2 separate regions of the Homo sapiens genome follow, and region 2 is linked to region 1. Evidence: read pairs that join two places in POLR2A ChIA-PET (ENCODE). Cell type or tissue: A673. All regions are shown on one strand. Links, peaks and the distances in the headings refer to the core of each region. The heading gives the core; the rest is flanking DNA. Region 1 overlaps IVD (isovaleryl-CoA dehydrogenase). Region 2 overlaps PLCB2 (phospholipase C beta 2).

Evidence for each region. ChIA-PET counts read pairs that join two places held together with the same protein. Peaks named below come from ENCODE experiments on the same cell type or tissue, not always from the same donor. Only the 100,000 strongest peaks of a DNase experiment are listed, where the experiment ranks them.
Region 2: POLR2A ChIA-PET joins it to region 1 with 10 read pairs; 8 of 35 experiments call an interaction of 5 or more read pairs at or near these places.

The regions. Positions count from the first base shown.
Region 1 is chr15:40,415,748-40,418,348 of GRCh38, forward strand. It overlaps IVD (isovaleryl-CoA dehydrogenase), which reads left to right. Exons shown (of 12, transcript NM_002225.5): 10 at 331-435; 11 at 543-615; 12 at 2,383-2,601. The coding sequence ends at 2,516. Among named protein-coding and RNA genes, the nearest start is that of IVD, 11 kb to the left of the region's middle. In A673, for the core only: no CTCF peak of the experiment used is centred there; no DNase peak of the experiment used is centred there.
Region 2 is chr15:40,281,809-40,293,792 of GRCh38, forward strand. PLCB2 (phospholipase C beta 2) reads right to left here. Exons shown (of 32, transcript NM_004573.3): 20 at 11,752-11,916; 21 at 11,118-11,217; 22 at 10,531-10,635; 23 at 10,256-10,350; 24 at 10,041-10,116; 25 at 9,798-9,842; 26 at 9,457-9,679; 27 at 9,210-9,375; 28 at 8,953-9,029; 29 at 8,769-8,864; 30 at 8,217-8,274; 31 at 7,464-7,550; 32 at 6,101-7,110. The coding sequence ends at 6,907. It overlaps ANKRD63 (ankyrin repeat domain 63), which reads right to left and starts at 1,256. Exons shown (of 1, transcript NM_001190479.3): 1 at 1-1,256. The coding sequence starts at 778. RefSeq lists silencers at 738-1,007, 1,018-1,077, 1,148-1,217 and enhancers at 9,499-10,044, 10,045-10,589. In A673, for the core only: no CTCF peak of the experiment used is centred there; a DNase peak (open chromatin) is centred at 9,603; H3K4me3 peaks cover 685 bases.

The DNA.
Region 1 (2,601 bases), core at 102-2,601:
AGAAGGGAAAGAGGTTGCTATTTGTAGTTAGACCTTCTGGTCCGAAGAAGCTGCTGGAAGGTAATAAGCATTGGAGTAAATGGTGCCTTGGGAGCCATGCCTTTCGGAGGCAGTGATGGCCACTTCGGGGTGTCATGCGGGCTGTGGAACAGCCACTCTGTGGCCCTAACTCCCACACCTGCCCCCATCTCCATCATCCTGAGTAAATCCCATCTCCTCTCCATGCCCCTGCTTCCTCATCCTTGGCTGTCTTGTTGCCATTGCTGACCTGCTTTTGGTAACTGAGAGAGTGTTCCAGCATGTTGACCTGTGACATCCCTTTGTGCCCAGTTGATGCAGGGGAAGATGGCTGACATGTACACCCGCCTCATGGCGTGTCGGCAGTATGTCTACAATGTCGCCAAGGCCTGCGATGAGGGCCATTGCACTGCTAAGGTGAGGGCCAGCCTCAGTCGGGGAGAGGCGGGGGCAGTGGACCAGCTGCTGAGACTTGCTGTCTGCGTGCCTCGCAGGGCCCTGCTGACCCCAGCTTCCTCCCGTAGGACTGTGCAGGTGTGATTCTTTACTCAGCTGAGTGTGCCACACAGGTAGCCCTGGACGGCATTCAGTGTTTTGGTGAGTGATCCCCACTTCCCAGTCCCGGGGCTCCCTCACTCCTGGGGCCTGTGGCTGCTTCAGAAAGCAGTTTCAGGGCGGGCGTGGTGGCTCACACCTATAATCCCAGCACTTTGGGAGGCCGAGGTAGGCAGATCACCTGAGGTCAGGAGTTCAAGACCAGCCTGGCCAACATGGTGAAACCGCATGCCGGGCATGATGGTGCATGCCTGTAATCCCAGCTACTTGGGAGGCTGAGGCAGGAGAATCGCTTGAACCCGGGAGGCAGAGGTTGCAGTGAACAAAGATTGCACCATTGCACTCCAGCCTAGGTGACAGAGCGAGAGGCTGTCTCAAAAAAAAGCAATTTCCTCTCCACTTCTCCACTCCTCACTATGTGCTTATGCTAGGCCCAGCTGAGCTGGGACCTTCGGGCTCTTTCTGTCCCAGTTACAAGGAGGAAATGGAAAGCAAATGAGAAAACTGCTAGATGCCAGGAGTTGCTGCTGCCTTCGGCAACACCCCCCTCTCATCCTCCCCGCCTCATAGATGCTAGGAAATGGGAAAGGGAGATGTGGCTGGGCACAGTGGCTCACACCTGTAATTCCAACACTTTAGGAGACTGAGGCCAGTGAATCACCTGAGATCAGGAGTTTGAGACCAGCCTGGCCAACATGGTGAAACCCTGTTTCTACTAAAAATACAAAAAAAAATTAGCCAAGTGTGGTGGCAGGAGCCTGTAATCCCAGCTATTTGGAAGGCTGAGGCTGGAGAATCTCTTGAACCCAGGAGGCGGAGGTTGCAGTGACCGGAGATCGCGCCATTGCACTCCAGCCTGAGTGACAAGAGTGAAACTCCGTCTCGGAAAAAAAAAAAAAAAAAAAGGCCGGGCACGGTGGCTCACACCTGTAATCCCAGCACTTTGGGAGGCCGAGGCAGGTGGATCACCTGAGGTCAGGAGTTCGAGACCAGCCTGACCAACGTGGTGAAACCCCATCTCTACTAAAAATACAAAAATTAGCTGGGTGCAGTGGTGCGCGCCTGTAATCCCAGCTACTCAGGAGGCTGAGGCAGGAGAATCACTTGAACCTTGGATGCGGAGGTTGCAGAGAGCCAATATCATGCCACTGCACTCCAGCCTAGGCCACAGAGCATGACTCCAAAAAAAAAAAAAAAAAAGCTAAATGGAAATTTCTAGAAATAGTTCATAAGTTTCAAATCCACACCATCCTGAATAGCTTGAAGTGTTGTGCCATGCTGCTCTGTCATGTTTGGTACGTGAATCGTCCCTTTGTGCAGCCTATCTATGCTATGTGGGCTACCTGCCCGTTAGTAGTCACCTAGGGTATCCAATCAGCTGTCCTGATATCAGAGTGCCTGTGTTCAAGTAACTCTTATTTTGCTCAGTGGCCCCAGATTGCAAGAGTAGTGATGCTGGCATGTCATAATAGTTCTATTTTAGTATTTGTTATTATTGTTGATCTGTTACTATGCCTAGCTCATAAATTAAACTTTCTCATAAGTATGTATGTATAGGGAAAAAAACAACATATATATGGGGTTCGGTACTATCTACGGTTTCAGGCATCCACTGGGGTCTTGGAATGTATCCTCCAAGGATAAGGAAGGACTAGTGTATTCCCCACACCCCTCCCTCTTGCTACCTTTTGCTGCTTTTCTTTAATCACCCTCTCCTCCTGTGGCCTGTTTCTATATACTTGGCATTCTGTTTGCTTTCTTTGTTTTGTCAATCACTTCCTTTCTTCTCTGCCCAAACCCTGGTTGCAGGTGGCAATGGCTACATCAATGACTTTCCCATGGGCCGCTTTCTTCGAGATGCCAAGCTGTATGAGATAGGGGCTGGGACCAGCGAGGTGAGGCGGCTGGTCATCGGCAGAGCCTTCAATGCAGACTTTCACTAGTCCTGAGACCCTTCGCCCCCTTTTCCTGCACCTAGTGGCCTTTCTTGGGAAGTAGAGATGTGGCGGCTTTCCCACCCTGCCCACA
Region 2 (11,984 bases), core at 8,566-11,065, 130 kb before region 1:
CCAGGCTCATGCTCCGACCCAGCTCGGGCCGTTCGCTGCCCTGCGCCCGGTGCCGGCCCGAATTCTTGCCCGCTGAGCCAGCCTCGCCGCCGTGGCCGCCCGCCGCTCGCGCAAAGCGCGCCAGGAGAGGCCGCGGGAGGCGGCGGGGGCTGGGTCGTCGATGCTCGGGGCTGGCCGCGGGGGCCGGGCGGCCAGGGGGACTATCGGAGTTGGAGCCCCGGGCCGCAGCGGCGGCGGCGGCGCGGCCCCAGGGCCCGGTGAGGGCCTGCACACAGGTCCCGTGGCCGCGGGCGGCGGCCAGTTGCAGCGCGGTGAGCCCCGCACGGTTGGTGCGGTCGAGGCGCAGGCCTAGGCGGCGGAAGGACCGCACCAGGAACTCGAGCACCGCCCCGTGGCCGCAGGCCGCCGCCCACATCACCGGGCTGTTGCCCGCAGAGTCGGCCGCCTCGGGGTCACCGCTGAACTGCACCAGCAGCTGCACGGCGTCCAGGTGGCCTCGCTCGCACGCCAGGCTGAGTGCGGTGCGGCCGCGCTCGTCTCGCAGGTTCACTGCAGCACCCTGCTCGAGCAGCAGCCGCACGAAGCGCGCGCGCAGCGCGGGGTCCGGCAGCCCCACGGCCACCATGAGCGGCGTACGGCCCTGCTCCGCGCGGCAGTCGATGATGCTGCGGTCCAGCGCATCCAACACGAAGCGGGCCAAGTGCACTTTGCCCGCCTGCATGGCCTCCAGGAAGGTGCGCGTCCCCGCTCGGGGGCACAGGTCCTTGGGTTTGAGCATGGCCCCGGCCGCCGCGCCCGGGCAGCCTGGCAGTTCCGCACGGGGGCGCCCCTGTTCTCGCGCCCCGCGGGGCTCCGGCCTCCGCCCGCGCTCTGATACCTCTCCCTCCGCGCGTGGGCGGCTGCAGCCGAGGGTCCCGAGGTTCCTACTCCGCTGTCCCGGAGGCTCCGACTGCCCCGCCGCTCCTGGGCCGCACGCCTGGCGTGTCGCCGCTCCTTCCCCGGGCCTCCCGCCTGGAGGTGTTGATTGCTCGCTACTCCGGGCTCCGCTCCTGGCCCGCCACCAGACGTCGGGAGCAGAGACTCGACCCTCTCCCGAGTCTCTCGCCGCTTTCCCGGTGTCCGGCGCCCCTCAGTCCTCGTGGTTTGGAGCCGCCGTGCCACTCACCCGCACCCAGGGCAGCCCCCGCTCCCCCGCAGCGACGGTGGCGCCCGCCGTGCACGCCTGCCTCCAGCCCTGGCGGGGCGCGCCGCTCCTCAAGCTGCTGGCGCCGTTCCTCCGCCTCCTCCCCTCTCGCGGGGGCCGGGCCACGCCAGGGCGCTTGCTCCTTACTTGGGGGGCTCAGCGGCGCGGGAGCTGCCGCCCGCCTAGATACCTGACTTTATAGCCTTGGGGGTCTCCATGGCAATGGCTGTCCTGGGAGCGGACTGCGCCGTCAGGGCAGAGACGGACGGGGCGGGGGAGACCGCTCCTGACCCCCACCCCTTCGTGGGCCACGAAGTAGGGGAGCGGTTCCTCCTCCGCGCTCCCCTGGGAATGCGGCGGCGGTTGCGGGGCGGGGGCGGGGGCTGCTCGCCGGGGGCCACATGCACCCAACCGGGCCAATCCCAAAGTCGCAGTCTTCTCTCCCCGCCCTCCGCCCCCAACCGAGTCGGTGCCCTCGGCTCCTTAGAAACTGGCGGGACCTCGGCCTCGTCGGGGAAGACTGAAAGCTGCCCCCATCGGTCCAGGGTGAAAGGAATTGGGACCCCATGAGCGCAGAACTGGACCACGCGCGAGCTAGGGGTGGCAGCGAAAGGCGGATGAGGAGTAATTTGGGGGAGGGGGTATACGTGCCGCGGATTGGGGGCGCTCAGCCTGGCTGGGAACTGCCACTCGAAGTGCAGAGAATCACGCACTCACACACAATTGTTCCACCCGCACACGCTCCCTGGGAACGAGGGGTGGGGTCCGAGTGCGCTCTCCAATTTCAGACGTCTCCAACCCCGACAACGCGCCCGCGTGCCAGCTCCTGGTGGCTGCCTAGCGGGCAGAGTGTAGACGCCCAGACCAGGGAGGGGCTCCTTAGGACCCGGGAGTGCCGCGGACATGTTAAAAGTTCCCTGGCGCCGCCACCCTGGAAAGAGCTAGGGACCCACTCGAGGTTCCCTGCCCCTCGCTTCTCCCTTGAGCACAAAACAACCCCCAGGCCACAGGGCTCTGGCTCTGACCACTGGCTGACCCCTAAAGAGAGGAGGCGAGCACAAGTTCCATTTTCCGTAAGATGCTTGGAGAAACCACTGCATCTCCTCTCCCTCCGGCCAGCAGGTCCCCCTCGGTCCTGGAGGAGGGGGGATGATACACAGGCCTGGGCGGAGCAGAGTTAGGGCGCCTCAGAGCCTGGGTGTGGGTGGTGGGGAGGGTGTGAGTAGGGTTGGAATGGATATTTGTAAAGTAAGGAGTAAAGCAGTTATCAGCTGCAGAATTTACTGAGACTTTTCATGAGCCGCACATTTTGTTGCCGGCAGCGGGTAAGAGAGAGACAGAATCTCGGTTCTGGGTGCGAGACGTTCCACCTCTTAAGAAGACAACACTGGGACTTAAAAAATGGACGTTGTCACCTGAGGGCTGAATTCTTCTGCTAAATACGTACCAACACAGTCCTTGGATGAAAAGATGGAGTTGTGGGCAGGAGAGGGCTCTCGGGCCTTTTAAAGATAGGCCTTCAAGGATGTGCGGGATCTGGCTGCAAAAGAAAGAAGGAAGGAATCCCAGGCCGGGTGCAGTGGCTCACGCCTGTAATCCCAGCACTTTGGGAGGCCGAGGCGGGCGGATCACGAGATCAAGGGATCGAGACCATCCTGGCCAACATGGTGAAACCCCGTCTCTACTAAAAATACAAAAATTAGCTGGGCGCGGTGGCACGCGCCTGTAGTCCCTGCTACTTGGGAGGCTGACGCAGGAGAATTGCTTGAACCTGGGAGGCAGAGGTTGCAGTGAGCCGAGATCACGCCACTGCACTCCAGCCTGGAGACAGAGTGAGACTCCGTCAAAAAAAAAAAAAAAAAAAAAAAAAAAAGGAAGTAATTCCAGACGGGTTCTGGAGGCAAAGGCTTGGAAGCAGGATAAACCTTCAGGGGACACTATTGAGGGCTGCTTTAAGGGGTCCCTTCCTATCAGAGACAGGAAATAAGGGAAGAATGATGGTGTTCTCAGTCTGAGCAGATGCTTTGGAGTAGGAGATGCCTGGGGAAAGGTACTGGGCATAGATAGGCGTGGCAAAGTGGGCTCATGGCCCTGCACCCTGAACCCCTTGCCTCTCTCCAGCTCCCAGGCTCCGGGGATGTCCACCTTGAATTTGGCACCCAGGCCATGGAGCAGAGGCTCCCACTCCCCTCTGTCACGTGAGGAGCGTGTGATGTGTACCTGCATCCACTACGAAGCCCCCCTTTTCTCTTTTTGCATTTGTTAAGCCTTTGGTCAGGGATCTGCCAATTTTCTTTCCTGGTGTCATGAAAAGGCCACAGATCTGACATCAGCGTTAAGTCCCAGCTTGAAGGCATTTACTAGCAGTGTGGCTCCAAGCCTGCATATTCTCAGCTGCAAAATGAGACTGATAAATACCAGCCCTGCCTGCTTTACACAAGAACAAGTTAGAAAGTGTCAGGGAAAGAGCTGCATAGTTATTTCATTTTTTTTATTTTGTTTTGTTTTGTTTTCTAGAGCTGCATAGTTATTTAGAGTGCAGCCCTCAAAGCTGCTCCCGCCCCAGAGCTAGGGCCCCCTTCTGGGGTGGCCCCCAGGAATGGATAGAGACTCTCCACCCCCAGTAACTGGGCAGGAATGCTCTCCTTTACTCAGCAGAAGAAAGGCTTTTCTTCCCTTTATGACTCAACTTCTCTTTTCAGCACTGTGAGGGAAATTGCTTTCTTCCCTTCTATTTCCAAGGTCAGAGGAGGGTGTACCCCTGGAACCTGTGTGTGGCCCACCAGCCTGACAAGCCATGACTCACACCCCCCCAGGTGGAGGAGAGAAGCAGCAGAAACCCAGAATGGGCACTTTCTTGGTCCTGAAGAGCCCCTCCTCCCTGAGACAACTGAGCTTCATTTCTGTTCCTGTTCCTCCGTGGTGGATTGAGACAGTTCCAGGGAAGAAGAGTTGGGGCAGAAAGTGCTGTGCTGGGTACCCTTTGGAAGGAGCAGTTGGTTCCCATGGCAGGAAGGGGGTGGTGGTGCCAGGTCTCGAGCCCTGGAGCCTTTGCTCTGACTTCTCTATGGGCTCAGTATGTTCTGAACAGAAAAGAAACAGCAAAGCTGAAAAAAAGCTGAGACTTTGCTGCAGAGCACAGAGGCACCAACAGCCGGAATTAGAAGCTGTCGCTTAGGGAGCTGAAGGCTGACAGGAGATGGAGCCCAGGCAGGCAGGGGGCAGGCAGGCACGTCATACTCACCTCCCCTCCTCTCCCCTCCTGTCCCACCTGCTGGGCCTGTCCTCCCAGCAGGCCCCAGGCTGGCAGAAGGGCTCCCTCCCCAAGATGCCTCAGTGTGGTCTGCCACTCTGTCTGCAACTGCCTCCCTCTCAGGCCCCTTCTTTCCTCAAGTGTCACCAGCCCCCTCACGCTGTCACGTTGCACCAGCTTGGCAGGGTTGGGCCTGGTGGCATGTGTCTGGGAGATCCAGAGGGCTGCTCAGGGGATGCAGGGGGCGGGGTGAGTCAGCAGGGGACTCGAGTCTGAGTCAGCAATGGAATTGGGAAAGGGGTAGGGACCCTTCTCTTTGTGCAAAAGGTGAAACTGAGGCATGATGCGTGAAGGGAGCCTTGCCCCAGTCCCATAGATACACAGCAGTGATGGAACCCAGGTGTCCTTCACCTGCCCCAGTACCCCAAGGGAAGGCGTCAACTCTTCTTCTATACATCCCCTGCAGCCAGAGACTAATTCATCTCCAGGACCCAGAGATGGCATTTGCCTAAGGGACACCTTGCCTTTTTGGGAGGAAAGCAGGGAGGCAGGTATCTAGGCCTGGCCACATGGGAAGGCCCCAGTCGGCTATGCAGAGGCCTCTCCGGGGGCAGGATTGCATCGCCTTCCCCATTCCTGGGCTACCCAGCTCCAGACTGGGAGCCCAGAGACTCTGCGTGGCCTGGCCCAGAGGTGAGGGGAAGGCAGCTTTTCCTTCTCCTGTACAGTCATCAGCAAAATCTGGGGGCTGCCCAGTGGGCTCCATTGGGCTCTGGCTCTGGCTTACGTGCACATGCCTGGGTCAGTGAGTTCCTCTAGGCCCGAATCCTCACCTTTACAGCCCAGTGCCTGGCAGAAGGGTTGAACATAGGGCACCACCCTGGGGTATAGGTGGTCTGCCCCAGCGTATCCAGTCTGTAATGATGTAGGGAGCAGGCTGATCAATGCTAGGCCTTAGCCCAGTAAATGATCAGCCCCCTCACCTCACCCTACAGCCAGGGCCTGGTAGAATCCCAGAGGTCAGACTCCCAGAGGGATGGGATGGCAGGGTGGGGGCAGGAGGACCTGTTTACTTTCCAAAGGAACAGGTGCTCACAGCTAACGGCATGTGCTGTAACTCTAATAAGAAAACAACCTCTTCCCAGAATCAATCCCCCTCTGCCTCCTAAGCCAGTGCCTGTCCCTATTTGGGATTTGGGATCATGTCATCGGTGCAGTGAGTGGCTGCCCACAAGCCCCTCCACAGCAAGTTTTGAGGTCAACCATAGCTGCCATAGGGTCCTGAGCATCCAACCACTCTGTCTTCCTAAAGGGGCCTAGATTGCCTAAAAGTTTGGAACTCCCCCTAAAATAGGGGACATCTTTGCACTCAGCTCTTCTGCTCCAACCCCGAGAGTGGAGACAATGAAGGGCCACATCTGTGTGGGGGCGAAGAGGGGGTGACATAATTTTCCAGTGATTGTGGCATCAGGGCCAGCAGAAGGGGAAATGAATCCTCTTCAAGTCCAGAGGCAGGGCCATTTCACTGGACTCTGGAAAGGACCTCACCCTGGGTTCAGCTCCCAAGAGATTTTTTTTTCCCCAGCCCGTTTCATTTCAGGGGCACTCCACTACCCTGCCCCCATTTTCTACCTGTAGAATAGAGACCAGGCTTAAGCAGGAAACACTGGGACGAGGTTCTTTAATAGGAGTAGGAAAGAGAAAAATAAATAAACCTCATAAATTCAGGAGAGCAAATGATGCTGACCTTGTCAGGCAGGCAGCCTGAGAGGGGTACATGGTAGGAACTGCCTGCCCCCAGGCCTAGGAAGAGGGGTGAGCCAGGGTCAGGGTGGAACAGCACCCAAGAGCCCACTGCCCCTTGTGACTCAGCCAAGCAGGGCCAAGGCAGCTTTTCCATTTCAGCCTCCCGTTCCGGACAGGCAGAGGGGAGGGGAGGGCCCTCAGCCAGGGAGTGGCCGTCCCCAGGGAGCTGTGAGGTAGTGCCAGGATCTGCCTCAAGGAGTGGACAAGGCCAACTCAGGGCAGGCCTGATGGGGCCTGGAAGCCTGGGGCAGGAGGGTTCGGGGCTAGAGTGGAGGTGAGTGGGTCCAACCCTCCAGGTGAGGAAACTGAGCCCAGAGCTGGTTGCTCAATAGGAAAGGCAGAGTGGGGCCAGGATCCCACTTTCTGCCTTCCAGTCCATAGTCTTTTGCCCTCAACAAATATATGACACTTATCTAGAGATGGAGGGGGAGGTAGGAAGTCAGCTTGAGAAGACTTCTAGGCCCCAGAGAGGCCCTGCCGTGAGGGTGCCTGGGTCCTGTCTCAGACTCTGGCCTGGCCGTTGAGGAGGGGGCTGCAGCGTCCAAGGCAGCCACAGGTTCCCACAGCCTCAGAAGGCTGGGGCTCCTTTTTCCTGGGGGAATAGAACCACATCCCAGAGAAGGGGCTGAACCTCCTTGCTAAATGTCCCAGTGGGATGGGGGCATCAGAGGCGGCTCTCCTGGGCATCTGCCTTTGCTATGAGTGGGTCCTGCTCACACAGCTCTGGGGGGCACTCGCAGGCCCTCTCAGGCTTGTCCTTGGCCTCGGAGGGAAAGCAGGTCCTGAGGCAGGCCCTCACCGACTCCTTCACCTCTGCCTCCAGACCCTTCATCCTGGCCTCGTACTCTGCCAGCGCCTCCTTCTGGAACTGTGGAGACAGCAAGGACCCCTGCCTGGCTCAGGAGGGGCCTGCTGGCCACCCTCGCTCCCTGGACAGTGGGAACAGGAGATGCCCAATATCCATGTTCGGAGCTCCCAGGAGACTGGGGTGAGAGGCAGGGTGGGGGAGTGGTAGAGCCCATCAGGAGCCTCTCAGGAAAGGGGATCCTAACCAGGCGGAGATCTGCAGAGCTGCCTCATTTGAAAGGGCCTCGGGACCCCACAGTGAAGGATGATGGCCCCCTTCCCCTACCCTCTCACTGGCAGCTCCCTGGGGCAAGGCCCCTTTACAACCCGGAACCCATTCAGTTCTGCTGGGGGTCCCAGTAGTGAACCTGTTACCTGCTTTTCCATCTCCCGTATCTGTTCCAGGCAAGCCGCCTGCTTCTCCTCCAGCTTCTCCTGGTGCCTCTCCAAGTTCTCCGTCATCTGGGTGGGAGTGGATGGCAGAGAATCAGGACAACACAGACAGGCAAGCTGGGTCAGAATCCAGCTGTAATCCCAGCTAACTAGTTGTAAGACTTTGGGCAAATTCCTTAACATTAGGTAGTTTTTAAAATTTGTAAGATAAGGATAGCAGCACCTGTCTCACTGGACTGTAAAAGATTATACAAGACAGCTCATGTGAGGCACCTGGCAGAGTGCCTGGCACAGGTCAGGACCCAGTAGGTGGCAGCTGTGTTCTGTGGTTAATGATCCCTAGGGGAGCTTCAGGTCCATTATTCCTTGGCACCTCAGGAAGCTTCCTCACTCCCTCTTCATCCCCTGACCCTCGCCAGTCCCAGCCTCCCCTGGCCCTGATATGGGCCAGTTAGCCCATATCATTTCCACACATGAGAACTGGCCAGAGACAGATCCCTTCAGGCTGGTACCCCAACCTCCATACACAGGCCAGAACCCCAGGATGTCCCCTGCCACCCCAGCTGCATGGACAGCGCTAGGCAGTGCATCTCCTAAGGGCAAAGTCAGGGCCTGGGGCCACCCCTTCCTACTTGTGAAGAGAGAGAGAGAGAGAGAGAGAGAGAGAGAGAGAGAGAGAGTGTGTGTGTGTGTGTGTGTGTGTGTGTGTTTAGGAAGGACACAGCCCTTACACACCTGCTTGATCACCTGCACTACTTCCTGGATGTGGGAGTTGTTAATCTCTCTCTTCAACCTGTTGGTGTAATTGGAGTTTTAGAAAAGGGAGAAAACCCCTAGGGAGAGTAGGGTAACATGAAGTCTACGCAGGATGTAGGCAAATGAGAAATCCAACATAGGGCAGGAACCAGCTGGGGGCAGGTGTGGGGACCCAAGGAGTATGTAGGGGCCACTGGGAGTCCTGGGGCCCTCTGAGGGAACCATTTCCCCATCAAAACACACTGTCCTTCCGTGGGAAACAGTGCCACCACAGTGGACAGGCTACAATCCCAAGGCCTCAGCTCCCTCCCTGCAGGCTTGGCTGCCTCCAGAGCTCTGCCCATGTAGTGTTGGCCTCCGTGTTTTGTCTGAGGAGGACACTCTGATCAAAGGTGACAGGGGGGATCCGCTTTTTGGAGAGCCAGGGGACAGATGCATCTTTGGGAAGTGAGTCAGGATCCATTTGTAGAGAGGCCCCTTTCCACCTGAAGTGGGGTCTGCCCAGCCCTGGGCCTCCCCTCCAGGGCTCACCTCTCCTGGGCCATCTTGTCTGTGGTGACTTTGGTCATGCCCTGGATCCGCTCCAGTCTCTTTGTCTCCAGCTTTTTCTTCATCTCTTTGGTGTCGCTGCAGAGAGACAGGCATGAAGGAGCTGTTTTGTGCGGCTGAGCCCTTGCTGGGAGGCGAAGCAGGTGTGGGAGGGAGGCAGTCGTACTTCTCCGACGTCTCCTTCAGGGCCTTCAGCTCTGCCGCCTGTTTCTCTCTGGCCAGCTCCATCATTTTGGAGATTTGCTGCAGGGAGAGGAAGTAAGCTTGGCGAGAAGCCCTTTGTTGTTCAGAGGGAGTACGGGGGGCGGGGGTCGGTGGAGGGGAGTCGGTGAGGGGGTTGGGTCGGTGAGAGGGGCGAATGGGGTCCATGGGGGGTGGGGTCGGTGGGGCTGGTGGGGTTGTCGCCCTGCCCCTCCCGGCCACCTCGGCCACGTGCTGCTCCTTGCGCTTCAGAACGCACTCGTACTGCTCCTCGCCCTGCCGCAGCAGCTCCAGCTCCAGCCTGTCTTTCAGCTCCCGCACGCGCCCGTCCACGCCCTCAGGGCCCTCGCCCGGCGCGGCTCCGGCGCTCTCCTCGCGGGGCAGGCTCCTGGGGAGGCCACGTGGGGACAGGCCCTGAGATCCTGCGCCACCCGCGCTGCAGAGGGCAGGGCACCGCCACGAGCCTTACCTCTTCTTGCGAGAGCCCTTGCCGGGACCGAGCTTGCAGGCCCCGACGCCCCCCACGCCCGGTGGCCCGAGCTCCGCCAGCTGCGCCGCGCCCCGCTGCAGCAGCTCCTCCCAGCGCCGCGCTCCGCGCCGCTCCAACTCTCGCAGCTCCTTCTCGTGCCGCCGCTGCAGCTTCACCACGCCCTTTAGCTCCCGGAGCTCCTCCAGGCTGGCGGTCCGCGGCTCTGCGGAGGCCCGGGTGAGGCGCAACACCGGCCAGGCCGTCCTGCCCGTCCAACCCCCAAGGAGCCCCGGACCCGCCCCAGGCTCATCCCCGAGATCACCGGGCTCAGCAGGCCTTACCCGCAGCTTCTTTCATAGCCTCTTCCCTGGCCCCGGCCCTGGCTGCTGCAAGAGCCACGGGCTGGGCTGTCAGGTGCTCTGGGGGGCCCCTTGGCTCCGTTCGCCTCCTCCACACCGCCCCCTGGGAGTCGCAGTATGTGCCCCCTGCCCCGCACTTTCCCTAGGTGAAATTTTTTAAAGGGAAGTGCCTGTGGGTGCAGAGGTGGAGGTGCCCCCAGTAGGTGTGCGGACCGAAGCTCATACCTGGTGACCCATTGCTCGTTGGGGCCAACGCCCCATTGACCTGGCTGGCAACTGGACTCGCCAGTGGGAAGGGCTTCTGTGTAGGGAGAGCAGGTCAGGAAGGTGGCTTGACAGCCCTCTCTCCCCGAGCCTGGGACTCGGCCCTCTCCCCAGCCTCTCCCATAAATAGGGCTAATCTCTGGTGAGCCCCTGGCAGCAGTGCAGGCAACACAGACCTCAGGCAGACCTCCCATGGCCTCCTTGAGCTTCACAGACTTCGTGTCATGGGCACTGAAGAACTTAATGGGGTTGGCGAGGGCCACAGTGAGATCTGGGTGGGTGCACAGGACATTACAACATAGTGTATATGGAGATGTGGCTGGAAGTCTCCCCTGTCCTCACCCACTCCAGGATGCCCCATCTGGATCCCACCCCAACTCTGGAAGCTGGCTTGATGGGAAGGAAGGGGGAACAGACACCCCGAGGCTCCTGGCATGCCATGGGCTCCTACCTGCCCAAGCACCAGGTATGTAGTCCTTCATCTCCAGGAAGATGAAGAGCGCAGGCATGGTGAGGGGCATGTTGCTCTCACTGTGCAGGCACAGGTGGTGGTACCCTGTGAGACAGGACAGGGTAGGCAGTGAGCCAGAGCCCGTTCCTGCCAGCACTGTGCACACACAGCCTAGGACCCAAGGGTCTGAGTCTGGCACTGCACCATCCTGGCTGTGTGACTTCAGCCAGGTTACTTTAACTCTCTGAGACTTTACTCATCTATGAAGAGGGGATGAGTGTCTACTCATGTGGTTATTGTGAGGATGAAGTGAGAATGTATTATAAGCCCTTAGCAAATTTTAAATGCCCATAAGTGTCAGCTACTTGAGAAACTGCCCCAGCCGTTTCAGAAAATTACAGCAATTCTGTTAGGTGGGCAGAGTTCCCGCCTCTCTTAGGTTCCTGGAGAGGTACTGTTCTGCCCTACTCCTTACAATGTGAGGGCTTAGGTAAGGCCTCACTCCAGGCCCCCTCCCAGAAGCTGCCCCACCCTGTGCACAGGCTCCTGCTGCTGATCTTGGAACAGTGAAGGACCCCACTCCTTACCAGAATTTAGGGCATTGATGGGGATGATGCGGTGTCCAAGAAACTTGTTGCCTTCCTCCATCACAGCCACTCTGAGGGAGGCCAGCTCAGGCATCAAGATCTGGGGAGAGTTGGGGACATGACAGGCTGGGAGGGGAGAGAGGAGCCAAGCTGACCCCCTCCCTGGCTCCAGAAGTCTCAGCATCAGTGTGAGAACATGGTGAGTGTCACCAGATTTGGTGAGGACAGACAGAGGGCACACTCTAGGCCATATACAAAGACATCCCCACAGCACATGCCATGGCTGGTTCCACACAGGGGAGGAGGGCTGGATTTGCAGCCCAAGGCTGAGGGGGCCTGGCACAGATAGCCCTTGACAGCTTTGCCAGTGGGTATCCAGTGGGGCAAAAGACTCCCATGGGAACCTCAACCCTGAGTGCACATTTCTGCCTCTAATCTTCACACACACACACTCTGCCTACCAAGTAAACTTCTGTAAACTTGGGTTTTGCACTCTTGAAACAGGAGGGCCCAGGGTGAGGGATGGGAAGAGGAGGAGGAGGAAGGTCAAGGAGCTGCCTTGTTTACTTCCTCTTGTCTGTAAGTAGAGGCCAAGAACTAGACAGACTCTGCCCTGCCATGCCCTGGCCCCCACCTTCTCAAAGACAAAGGGCTCCTCCTTCCAGACAGGATTGATGGAGTTAGTACTGGGTGACAGCTTAGTTCGATAGCGCCTCTTGGGGTCCCCAGGAAGGCCAAACAGCTCCACTTCTACATAGGTGCGCACGCTGCGTTCTGACAGGAACTGCCCAGAGATCACCTGGGGGTAGGGGCCCAGGAAAACCAGCATCAAATCCCCACCCAGGCTCTTCCCCAAGCATCTGGGGC